Linked DNA regions of Homo sapiens: region 2 is linked to region 1. Evidence: read pairs that join two places in POLR2A ChIA-PET (ENCODE). Cell type or tissue: OCI-LY7. All regions are shown on one strand. Links, peaks and the distances in the headings refer to the core of each region. The heading gives the core; the rest is flanking DNA.

Region 1 (5,487 bases), core at 309-5,308:
TGGAGGGGCACTTTGGACATCTCAAGTTTTCTCTCTGTGCACCTCTGGTCCACCTTATACTCCATTGTAAGTACTCCGTCCTGCAACCTCTACCTGCCTTAGTCTCCCTGAACTCTCATCTCCATCTCCTCAACGCAGGGAGGCTGCCTAGCTCTGCCTGGGTTTCCCCTGTGCCATGGCCTAGAAACTTTCTAAAGGCACTGAGCTGGGGCAGCTGTACTGCTCACTCCCACTATCGCTTGTGGCAGAAGAAAGTTACTTGGTCTTTCCCCCAGGTTCCTGGTACAGAACTTCTAAAACTCTTAGAATTCCCTGAGTCATATAGGTGATAGAAGCATCTTTTGCTCTAATGAGGCAACTCTTGGCAGGCCCCTAGGATGGGGGCTGGTCACCAGAATGACCAAGCCTCAATAAAAAACATGGAACTTTCAGCCACTCCCCAATATCTGAGGAGAAGAGAGGGACTGGAGATGGAAGCACTCGTCAACGGCCAGTGACTGATCAATCATGCCTGTGTAAAGAAACCTCCATAGAAACCCAGGAATGGCCAGGCACGGTGGCTAAATAAATATTTCAAATCATTTCTAATGGTGGATTCACAATTTTGTGGGATTATTTTTCTTAGAGTGTGCCAAATTCAATAATCAACAGGCCCTATAAAACCTGAAACTGGGCTGGGTGCAGTGGCTCACGCCTGAATCCCAACATTTTGGAAGGCTGACGCAGGATGATCACTTGAGCCTAGGTGTTCGAGACCAGCCTAGGCCACAGAAGAAGACCCCCGTCTCTACAAATAATTTAAAACTTAGCCGGGCGCGGTGGCTCATGCCTGTAATCCCAGCACTTGGGGAGGCGGAGGCAGGCGGATCACCTGAGGTCAGAAGTTCGAGACCAGCCTGGCCAACATGGTGAAACCCCATCTCTACTAAAACCACAAAAATTAGCCGGGTGTGGTGGCTCACGCCTGTAGTCCCAGCTACTCAGGCGGCTGAGGCAGGAGAATCGCTTGAACCTGGGAGGCAGAGGTTGCAGTGAGCCGAGATCTTGCCATTGCACTCCAGCCTGGGCGACAAGAGCAAAACTGTCTCAAAAAAAATAAAAATAAAAATAAAAAAGAAACCCTTGAACGACAGGATTTGAAGAGCTTCGGGTTATTAAACACACAGAGGCGTTGAGACGGTGGTGCAAGTAGAGAGGGCACGGAAACTCCATGCCACCCCCACTTCCCACAGCTGGCCCTGTGATCTCTCCTATGTGGCTGTTCCTGAGTTGTAGCCTTTATAAAAAAACCACGTAAGTCAAAATGTAAGTAAAGTGTTTTCCTGAGTTCTATGAATCATTCTAGAAAATTATCAAATCCAAAGAGGGAGTTATGGGAACCACTGATGTACAGCCATTGGTCAGAAACACAGGTAGCCCAGGACTTACAACTGGTGTCTTAAGTTGGGTCAGTCTTGTGACACTGAGCCCTTTAACTTGTAGGATTTGATGCTAACTCCAGGCAGATAGTGTCAGAATTAAACTGAATTATGGAATGCCCAGTTGTTATCTAGAGAACTGGAGTAGTGTTAGAAAAGATACCACATCAAGTGTCAAGAGAAAAAGAAACCCTCATTGCCCATCTCTCGAAAGATCACTGGCCTTGACTGACGAATGTCCAGTATTTTATACTTTGTCCATTTTTGAATTGTTTCAGGCAAGAAGGTGTACTGAGCCCTGTTGCTCCATACTGGCCAAAAGTGGAAAACCTCAAACCCAAGCCTTCTCCACCACCCCCGAGGCCTCCTGTGCCGACTTCTATCAAGGAGGCCTATATTGGAATCATCTGACCCCTTGTCTGTATGACTCATGAGAGCCATGGTAAAATAAAAATTCAATCTCTGAGTCACCAGTCCCTAGCACAGAGGCCTGGCTCACTTGAGATTCTAGGGAAGCTTTGCTGGTTGAATAAACGTATGTGTGGATGCAAGTCCTGGCTCAAAAATCTAAGGTCCTCTAAGAACACAGGTCCCTAGCGCCATTCCGAAAGGCTCGACCCAAGGCCTGCACTGAACTTGAGAACAAAATCTAAACTCTTCACTAGCCAGGAGAATTGGGGACTTTGTTTCCCCTTAACGACAGTAAGAAGAGAACCCAAACCAAAGCCTAGAATAAGAAGTGATTTGATAAACTGGACAAACACCCTGGGAAATGGCAATTAGAATAACTTGCAATTTCAATCACTCCTTTGTTTCATAATTTTCCTAGAAGCTAAATATTTTTCTATTTGGTACAAGGGGATTTTCCTGGCCATCTCTTCAAAAGATAGGAAATTAATAATATTGGGTCTTGCGAGTATTCACTTAAGTTTAGATAATTTCTGTCATTTCCTGTTTAAAATCTCCCTAATAACAAGAACATGCAGTAACAAGTTTTTTGGCATTTTTCTTAAATGAAGATAGGACAAAATAGATTGTTCTACCCTGTTCACCCTGGCCATAACCATATCTAGGTGCAAAGAAATGGTACACAGTGTGAAGAATAAATCAATTCCTAGACACATTCTACAGGACTTTCCTAAATTAGATCATAACAATTTTAAAGGTCAAATAAAGGCAAAAACACTTTCAGTCTTAGTACCAAGGCATCATGTGGCTCCTTGCAGTGAGCTGTGAAACTTCCCCACCAACATGAAAGCTTACAGTCAAGACTCACAGGAGAAAAAAAGAGAAAAGGACTAAATTGTCGTGTAAATAAGAGATTCAGGATTAACACAAGCATTCTTTTATTTTTTTGAGATGGGGGTTCACTGTGTTGCCCAGGCTGGAGTGCAGTGGTGCAACCTCAGCTCACTGCAACCCCCACCTCCCCTGCTCAAGCGATCCTCCTGCCTCAGCTTCCTGGGTAGCTAGGACCATAGGTGTGTGCCAGCACACCTGGCTAATTTTTTGTACTTTTGGTAGAGACTGGGTTTCACCATGTTGCTCAGGCTGAAGACAAGCGTTCTTATGCACATTTCTGGAGGATATTGAGGGGTAGGTTTAAAGTCCAACCATGCTTTTTTTTTTTTTTTTTTTTTTTTTTTTTTTGATACATGGTCTCGCTCTGTCGCCCAAGCTGGAGTGCAGGGGCAGGATCTCAGCTCACTGCAGCATCTGCCTCCCAGGTTCAAGCAATTATCCTGCCTCAGCCTCCCAAGTAGCTGGGACTACAGGCATGCACCACCACACCCGGCTAATTTTTGTATTTTTAGTAGAGATGGAGTTTCACCATGTTGACCAGGCTGGTCTTGAACTCCTGACCTCAGGTGACCCACCCTCCTCAGCCTCCCAAAGTGCTGGGATTACAGGTGTGAGCCACCACACCCAGCCGCTACTATGCTTTTTAAAGAGCAAGAGAAACTAGCTTAACAGGTATAACATCCCCTTTCAATACAAAAGTCTCTCACCAAAGATCCTTCTCTGCTGGTACAACTGCGGCGCATCTACCTTCACCACGGAGATGGTTCTCAAACCTAAAACTGTCTCTCTCACTCTCTGCTTTGAATACTTCAAGAGGGCCACACTGTCCGCAGAAGTAAAAAGCCATTACTATGGTGTATAGGGTTCTTCATGATCTGCAAACCTACACACGAAAAGAATGTATTCTCTTCCCACACATCATATATTCTTGTCTAGGGATTCCCAGGGTAGGTTATCAGTAGGTCAATTAGGTTTGGATACACAGAATTAAACACAGTTCAACAGGCTAACTTGTTCCTGGCATTACTGAGCTCCCAGAATTCCCCATGGAACACCTCCATGGACCAGTGCTCTGGAGAACGCAGATGCTACTCTCCAGACACTTCAAACTGCTTCTTCTCCGTCTAACACGCCACCTTCTTTTATTCCTCCTTCCTTTGCACACCTTGAAAGAATATTCGTTTCTGTTCTGTCTCCCTCTTCTTATTCCCATTCACTGCTCACCTCTCTGGGATCAGGCTTTGAACTCTAACATGCTGCAGAAACTGCAGTGCTCCAAATGTGACACCTACCTTTTCTCGTGTCCCTTCACATTTTGAAAAGTATAAAATGATCTTCATCACTTTTGAATGCATTTGCATGCAAAGGCATAAAAGTGGCTGGGAAGAAGATGTAATGCACTCATGAAGTGTTTGCCTTTGGGGACAGGAGGGACACCCTTTCTGGTGTCCCTTCGCCCTTTCACAGCTCACTGCAAGGAGCTACAGGATGCCTGTGGACTAAGAATGAAAGCATCTTTTTGCCTTTTTTTTGTGTCCCTTCACCTGTGTACTTGCTCCCTGTGTACCTGTACACGCCCTTTCTCATACCTCTTGGCTTGGCTCACTTCTATGTCATTTTTTATCTTTTTCTTTTGAAAATTAAAAATACAGAGAGAAAGGCAGAATAAGGCAGAATAAAAACCAAACGCCTGCATTCCCATTCATCAGAGGTGACAACCAGTAGACTACACTAATTAATGTCATGTTGTTAGGCTAATAATGTCACGTTGGCTTCAAGACTTTTCTTTTTAATAAAAGAACATAACAGGATAAAAGTGAAGGGTCCTGTGATCTCTGCTGACAGCCCACTCCCACTCTGCTTCTCCTCACAAGCACCTCACAAGTGTCCTGCGTCTTCTTCTGGTCCACTTTTATACCTTTACATGCAAATGCATTCATAACCAATGAAAACGATTTTGTACTTCACAAAAAAACAACATAATCACATCATACAATTACTCATCCATCACCTTTGTCACTGCATAAAATCTAATCAGTAAGATCTACCCATATTGGCACACAACTCAACAATATCTGCCAATGCTAATTCGACTGATCTATCAACACTGATCCTACTGTTTCTTCCACCATCTCCAGTTACTTAGAACTTAGCACCATGTCCTGTCTCCAAGGGCTTCTTATTTGCCCCTCCCAGTGGCCCCGTAAGATGCCCCAAATGCCTTCAGCTGACACAGGGCAGGGACACACTCTTCAGGTCCGGCCCAGTCTAAGGCTGTGCCCTTAAGTGTTGTGCTAAGCTCCCCCATTTTTTTGTTTTATAATTTATTTTCTTTTTTTCAAATAAAAAAATAGAGAGGGTCTTGCTACATTGCCCAGGCTGGTCCCAAACTCCTGGCCTCAAGCTATCCTCCCACCTTGATTCCCAGAGTGCAGGGATAACAGCGTGAGCCACCGCACCCAGCCAAGCTGCCCTGTGTCCATCAATACCCCACTAGGCACTGTCTCTGCGCCACTGTCTTGTACATATCATGTCTCTCAATTCCCTGAACCATGCACTTACTTATGTGTTAAGTACAATTACTATCCTCACTTTACAGATACAGAAACTGAGGCTGGGGCAGGTCCTGGAGGCTTGGTGTGAACCACAACTATACAGCTTTAGACTCTAAGTTTTTATCCACAGGGCTAAATGTCAGGTTTACTTGGAAAAAAAATAAAAGTGGAAGATGAAATTAGAAAGATGGGCCCGTGTAAGATTGTGAAGA
Region 2 (5,212 bases), core at 213-5,212, 120 kb after region 1:
TTGGGGTGGAGCATGGTGACAGCCATTCCTACCCCAGAGGTATCTGCTGGGCAGCCAGAAGCCACAACTCAGCCCACTTCTAATCCAGGAACCAAGAGTGACCATCTTGATTTCTCAGCCCTTTTGTTTTTTCTTTTTGAGACGGAGTCTCGCTCTTGTCCCCTAGGCTGGAGTGCAGTGGCTCAATCTCGGCTCACTGCAACCTCTGCCTCCCGAGTACAAGCAATTCTCCTGCCTCAGCCTCCCAAGTAGCTGGGATTGCAGGCATGAGCCACCATGCCCAGCTAATTTTTTATTTTTAGTAGAGACGGGGTTTCACCATGTTGGCCAGGCTGGTCTCAAACTGCTGGACTCAAGTGATCCGCCCGCCTTGGCCTCCCAAAGTGCTGGGATTACAAGCGTGAACCACCGCGCCTGGCCAAATTATCAGCCCTTTTTGAATAAGAAGACCTGCATTTTTATTTTGCACAGTGCCCCTCCAATGATGCAGCCATTCCTGATGCGGGGTCATTCCCTCTCTCCCAGGCTGAGCTCTCTTCTCCCTCTGGACCCTAAAACACCATCACTCCCCTGTGTCTTCACCTGCCTCCCTCTGCTGGCCTTTCCTCATTGCCACACATATCTACTCAAGTCTTTCCATCTTCAAACAGCCCAAGCTTCCCTCCACCCCGGCTCCTATTTCTCTCTCGCCTTCTCTCCCCCAGCCACAGTGCTTGTGCTCAAAAGCTGTCTCCTCTCTTGGGCTTCACTTCCTTCCTCTGCACCCACTCCTCTACCCTCTCTGTGCAGAGTCGGCCTGACTCTGCTACTAAACTACTTTCACTGAAGCCAGCTCCACCACCCAAGCCAAGTCTCAGTTTCAATCCCTACTACTCTGTGGCACTAGCATCTCCCTCACTCCTGAAACTCGGCCCCTCTTGGTTCTCTGACACTGGCTGTTTGTTCCTGTCCAGTCTCTTTTTCTTTTTTTCTGAGGCAGAGTCTTGCTCTATCACCCAGGCTGGAGTGCAGTGGCGCAGTCTCAGCTCACTACAACCTCCATCTCCCAGGTTCAAACGATTCTCCTGCCTCAGCCTCCCAAGTAGCTGGGATTACAGGCACCCACCACCACCACACCTGGATAATTTTTTTGTATTTTTAGTAGAGACGGGGTTTCACCATGTTGGCCATGCTGGTCTTGAGCTCTTGATCTTGTGATTCGCCTGCCTCGGTCTCCCAAAGTGCTGGGATTACAGGCATGAGCCACCGCACCTGGCTCCAGTCTCTTTTTCCAAGGTCTTCTCCTCTGCCCTCTCTTACACGTTAGGGGTCCGCAGGGCCCATCTGGGGCCCTCCCCATCTCCTCTCCTCTTTCCACAGAGTTAATTACAACCTTCACTAAATCTGTACTGGAGTCGCATGGATCAGGAACTGTGTGGTCCACAGCCCAGCACTGTGCTTGGCACATAGAGCATACTCAATAAACATTTACTAAGTGAATGAATGAATGAATGAATGATGTCTTCTAAATATATCTCCCCAGCTGAGATCTCTTGCCTGAACTCCAGAGTTATACATTCAACTGCAGTTGGGTATGTCTCAGTTTCCACATCTCCCACCCAAACATTTTGCATGTCCTAGCTAGTAGCCATTCCTATCTCGTGTGACATATGTTATTATATATTGTATATATTATTAAGTCTTTTATTTCTTATTTCTCACCAGGTCTCCCATATCTCCCCCAAAGAAAGTAGACTCATGGTGGGCAGAGATTTCAGTTTGGTTGGCTCATTGCCTTATCCCAGGGCCTAGAACAGTGCCTGGCACATAGTAGGTGCTCAATAAATACTTCTTGGCTGGGCACCATGGCTCACGCCTGTCATCCCAGCACTTTGGGAGGCCAAGGCAGGTGGACTGCTTGAGCCCAGGAGTTTGAGACCAGCCTGGGCAACATGGCAAAACTCCATCTCTACAAAAAATACAAAAAGTAGCCAGGCATGGCGGTGCATAACTGTAGTCTCATCTACTGGGGAGGCTTAGGTGAGAGGATCGCTTGAGCCCAGGAGGTCGAGGTTGGAGTGAGCCACGATCACGCCACTGCACTCCAGCCTGGGCGACAGAGACCCTGTCTCTAAATAAATACACAAAAATAAGTAAATAAATAAATACTTCTTGAACAGATGAATGGATCTCCACAGAGACATCCCCACATCTCAGATTCAGTATATCCAAACGAGCTCTTTCTCATCCTCGCCAAACCTCCTCCTTCTGGTTCCTGGTTTTGATTGCTAAAGCAAGAGAGCGGGTGCTCCTCAATTGACTACCTCCTTCCTCCCTGCAGAACTTCCGGTACTGTGAGTCTGTCCCTGGGACCCTGCTCTCCAGCTCCTCTGTTCAGCCATGTCAGCCTCCCTATTGTAACCCCTGGGTTTATGCCGGTAGTGTCTTTATCAAACACTCCCCCATGCCAGGACCAGGACCATCTTTGTGACTGCGTCCTTCCCTGCTCCCTGGGGTCCCTAAGATGATTTTAGGTGGCATGTGGGCATAGTGAGCTGAGAAAACAATTCCTTTTTCAGTTCTCTTTCTCTTCTCCAGATTAGCCTACCACAGGCTGCAGCATCTAGCTGGAAGTTAATCACTCGGTTTTGGTTTCAATGGGCTTGTTTTTACAGTTCCCTTCTATTTACAGTAAAGGATCCTGATCTTTCATGTGTGATGGTGACAATGTTTCATTTGACAATAAAGTGATTTAAACAAAGCGAGGAGGCCAATATGAAGAAAATGTAATGATGGAGAAAAAATGTAAATACGGCAGAAATGACTTGTGTGCATAGGGATGAGAGTTTGGGCAACACTGGCGTACAGGCCCTGTCCAAACCTCTTTGTACCTGGCCCTGGTTCAAAGTGAGAAGTGAGGCTTCTCATGTCTTCAGACACATGACCTGACCCCTCTAGACACCATCATCTGACTACACGCCACCACCCAGCCACAGTTCCCAGCCCACACCATGCAATTTCAACCTCCAAGCCTTTTCTCATGCCTTTCCCTCTGGCAGGCACGCCCCTCCCTACCACTCTTCCGGACGAACCCGGCTATCCTGCCTGCCCTGTATCTACTCTCCCTTCTTCTGACATCACCACCTGGTGGTCCTTGCCGGGACAGCGTCTTCCCACTCGCAGTTCCAGAGAACTGATCTAACTGCCAGAGAACTGATCTAACTCCTAGCTTTCCAACAGGGCACATGACTCAGGCTTGGCCAATCAGAGCATTCCTTTCCCAATCTGAAGATTGGTTCAGGGACAGGCATATGATTAAAACTGACCAATGAGAGCTTTTCCTGGTAGCATCATTGGAACCATTAGGAAAACATGCCTTCTTTCCTTTGGGCTTTGAAAGCTGGTAGGTGGTAGGTCTTGGCTTCTGAGGTCCCTGCTTTTCTTTGGCCACCAATGAGGCTTCCTCAGCTTGCTTGAGAATGAGACTAAAGCCAATACAAAAGAAAGCAGATCCCAGAGTAGAACCTTCCAACCTGAAGAAATTATTTGAGAACCTTGATCTATCCATGCCTGAAACTATATTCATAAACTTCTTATTTATTTTTAAAATGTATTATTATTATTTTAGACACAAGGTCTTGCTCTGTTGCCCAGGCTGGAGTGCAGTGGCACGATTATGGCTCACTGCAGCCTCAAACTCCTGGGCTTAAACGATCCTCCTGCCTCAGCCTCCTGAGTAGCTGAGACTACAGGCACAAGTGACCACGCCTGGCTAATACTTGTATTTTTTGTAGAAATGGTGTCTCGCTATGTTGCCCAGGCTGAATGTTGCCCAGGCTGATTTCAAACTCCTAGTCTCAAGTGATTCTCCTGCCTCAGTCTCCCAAAGCTCTGGGATTACAGGTGTGAGCCACCATGCCCGGCCTAAACTTTGTTTTTAAACAGGCATTTTTGTCACTTACAACCAGAAAGCTCCCTGTGGTTGAAACATAAGCTTATTTATTTATGTATTTATTTGAGATGGAGTTTCATTCTTGTTGCCTGGGCTGGAGTGCAATGGCACTATCTTGGCTCACTGCAACCTCTGCTTCCCAGGTTCAAGGAATTCTCCTGCCTCAGCTTTCTTAGTAGCTGGGATTACTGGCACCCACCACCACGCTCAGCTAATTTTTGTATTTTTTAGTAGAGATGGCATTTTGCCATGTTGTCCAGGTTGGTCTCAAACTCCTGACCTCAGGTGACCCACTCGCCTTGGCCTCCCAAAGTGCTGGGATTATAGGTGCGAGCCACTGCACCCAGTCATAAGCTTATTTTTTATTGAGATAAAATTTATATGACGTAAAATTCACTATTTCAACCACTTAAAAATATATAACTCAGTGGGTTTCAGTGTATTCACAATGTTGTAGTACACACATCTCCACTATGTAATTCCAGAACATTTCCACCATTGCCTCTTCTCTAAAAAAAAACCAAAATCCTTATCCATATCTGTAGGTCCAAATCGTCCTCCCCTGATTCCCTGGCAACTGCTGTAAAATATCATCTTCTCAGGCCCAGTGGCAGCAGGCCTTTCCCCGTGAGTCCTCCCCTCGATGGGGGGCAGAATTGTTCTCTCCTTTGTCCTTGGGCCTCTTCGATCACTTATTGTAATCGTCATTTATTGCAATTGACTACTTGCGCCTGTAGTCCCAGCTACTCAGGAGGCTGAGGCAGGAGGATCGTTTAAGCCCAGGAGTTTGAGGCTGCAGTGAGTCATAATCGTGCCACTGCACTCCAGCCTGGGCAACAGAGCAAGACCTTGTGTCTAAAATTTAATATAAAAATTATTTTTTATATTAAATCATGGAATATTTCAAACATACAGAAAACCTTGTCTCCTGTATGTCTCCTATCATGCCCCTTGATGACAGGGACACAGATTCATTACTTCTTCTGTGCCCCAATCCTCAGCCTAGAGCCCAGCCCAGATTAAGTGTTCAGTAGAAAAACAAAACAAGGCCAGATGGGGTGGCTCACGCCTGTAATCCCAGCACTTTGGGAGGCCAAGGTGGGCAGATCACAAGGTCAGGAGTTCAAGACCAGCCTGGTTAACATTGTGAAACCCCGTCTCTACTAAAGACACAAAAAATTAGCTGGGCGTGGTGGCATGCCCCTGTAATCCCAGCTACACAGGAGGCTGAGGGAGGAGAATCGCTTGAACCCGGGAGGCGGAGGTTGCAGTTAGCCGAGA

The links. ChIA-PET counts read pairs that join two places held together with the same protein. Peaks named below come from ENCODE experiments on the same cell type or tissue, not always from the same donor. Only the 100,000 strongest peaks of a DNase experiment are listed, where the experiment ranks them.
Region 2: POLR2A ChIA-PET joins it to region 1 with 5 read pairs; 11 of 35 experiments call an interaction of 5 or more read pairs at or near these places.

Annotation. Positions count from the first base shown.
Region 1 is chr16:27,251,830-27,257,316 of GRCh38, forward strand. All of the region lies in intron 2 of NSMCE1 (NSE1 component of SMC5/6 complex), which reads right to left. Among named protein-coding and RNA genes, the nearest start is that of NSMCE1-DT, 14 kb to the right of the region's middle. In OCI-LY7, for the core only: no CTCF peak of the experiment used is centred there; no DNase peak of the experiment used is centred there.
Region 2 is chr16:27,372,007-27,377,218 of GRCh38, forward strand. No RefSeq gene overlaps it. Among named protein-coding and RNA genes, the nearest start is that of IL21R, 28 kb to the right of the region's middle. RefSeq lists enhancers at 2,177-2,356, 3,042-3,336, 3,107-3,226. In OCI-LY7, for the core only: CTCF peaks have their summits at 3,127 (motif pointing left) and 3,333; DNase peaks (open chromatin) are centred at 757, 2,325, 2,895, 3,225 and 1 weaker place; H3K4me3 peaks cover 1,185 bases; H3K27ac peaks cover 1,726 bases.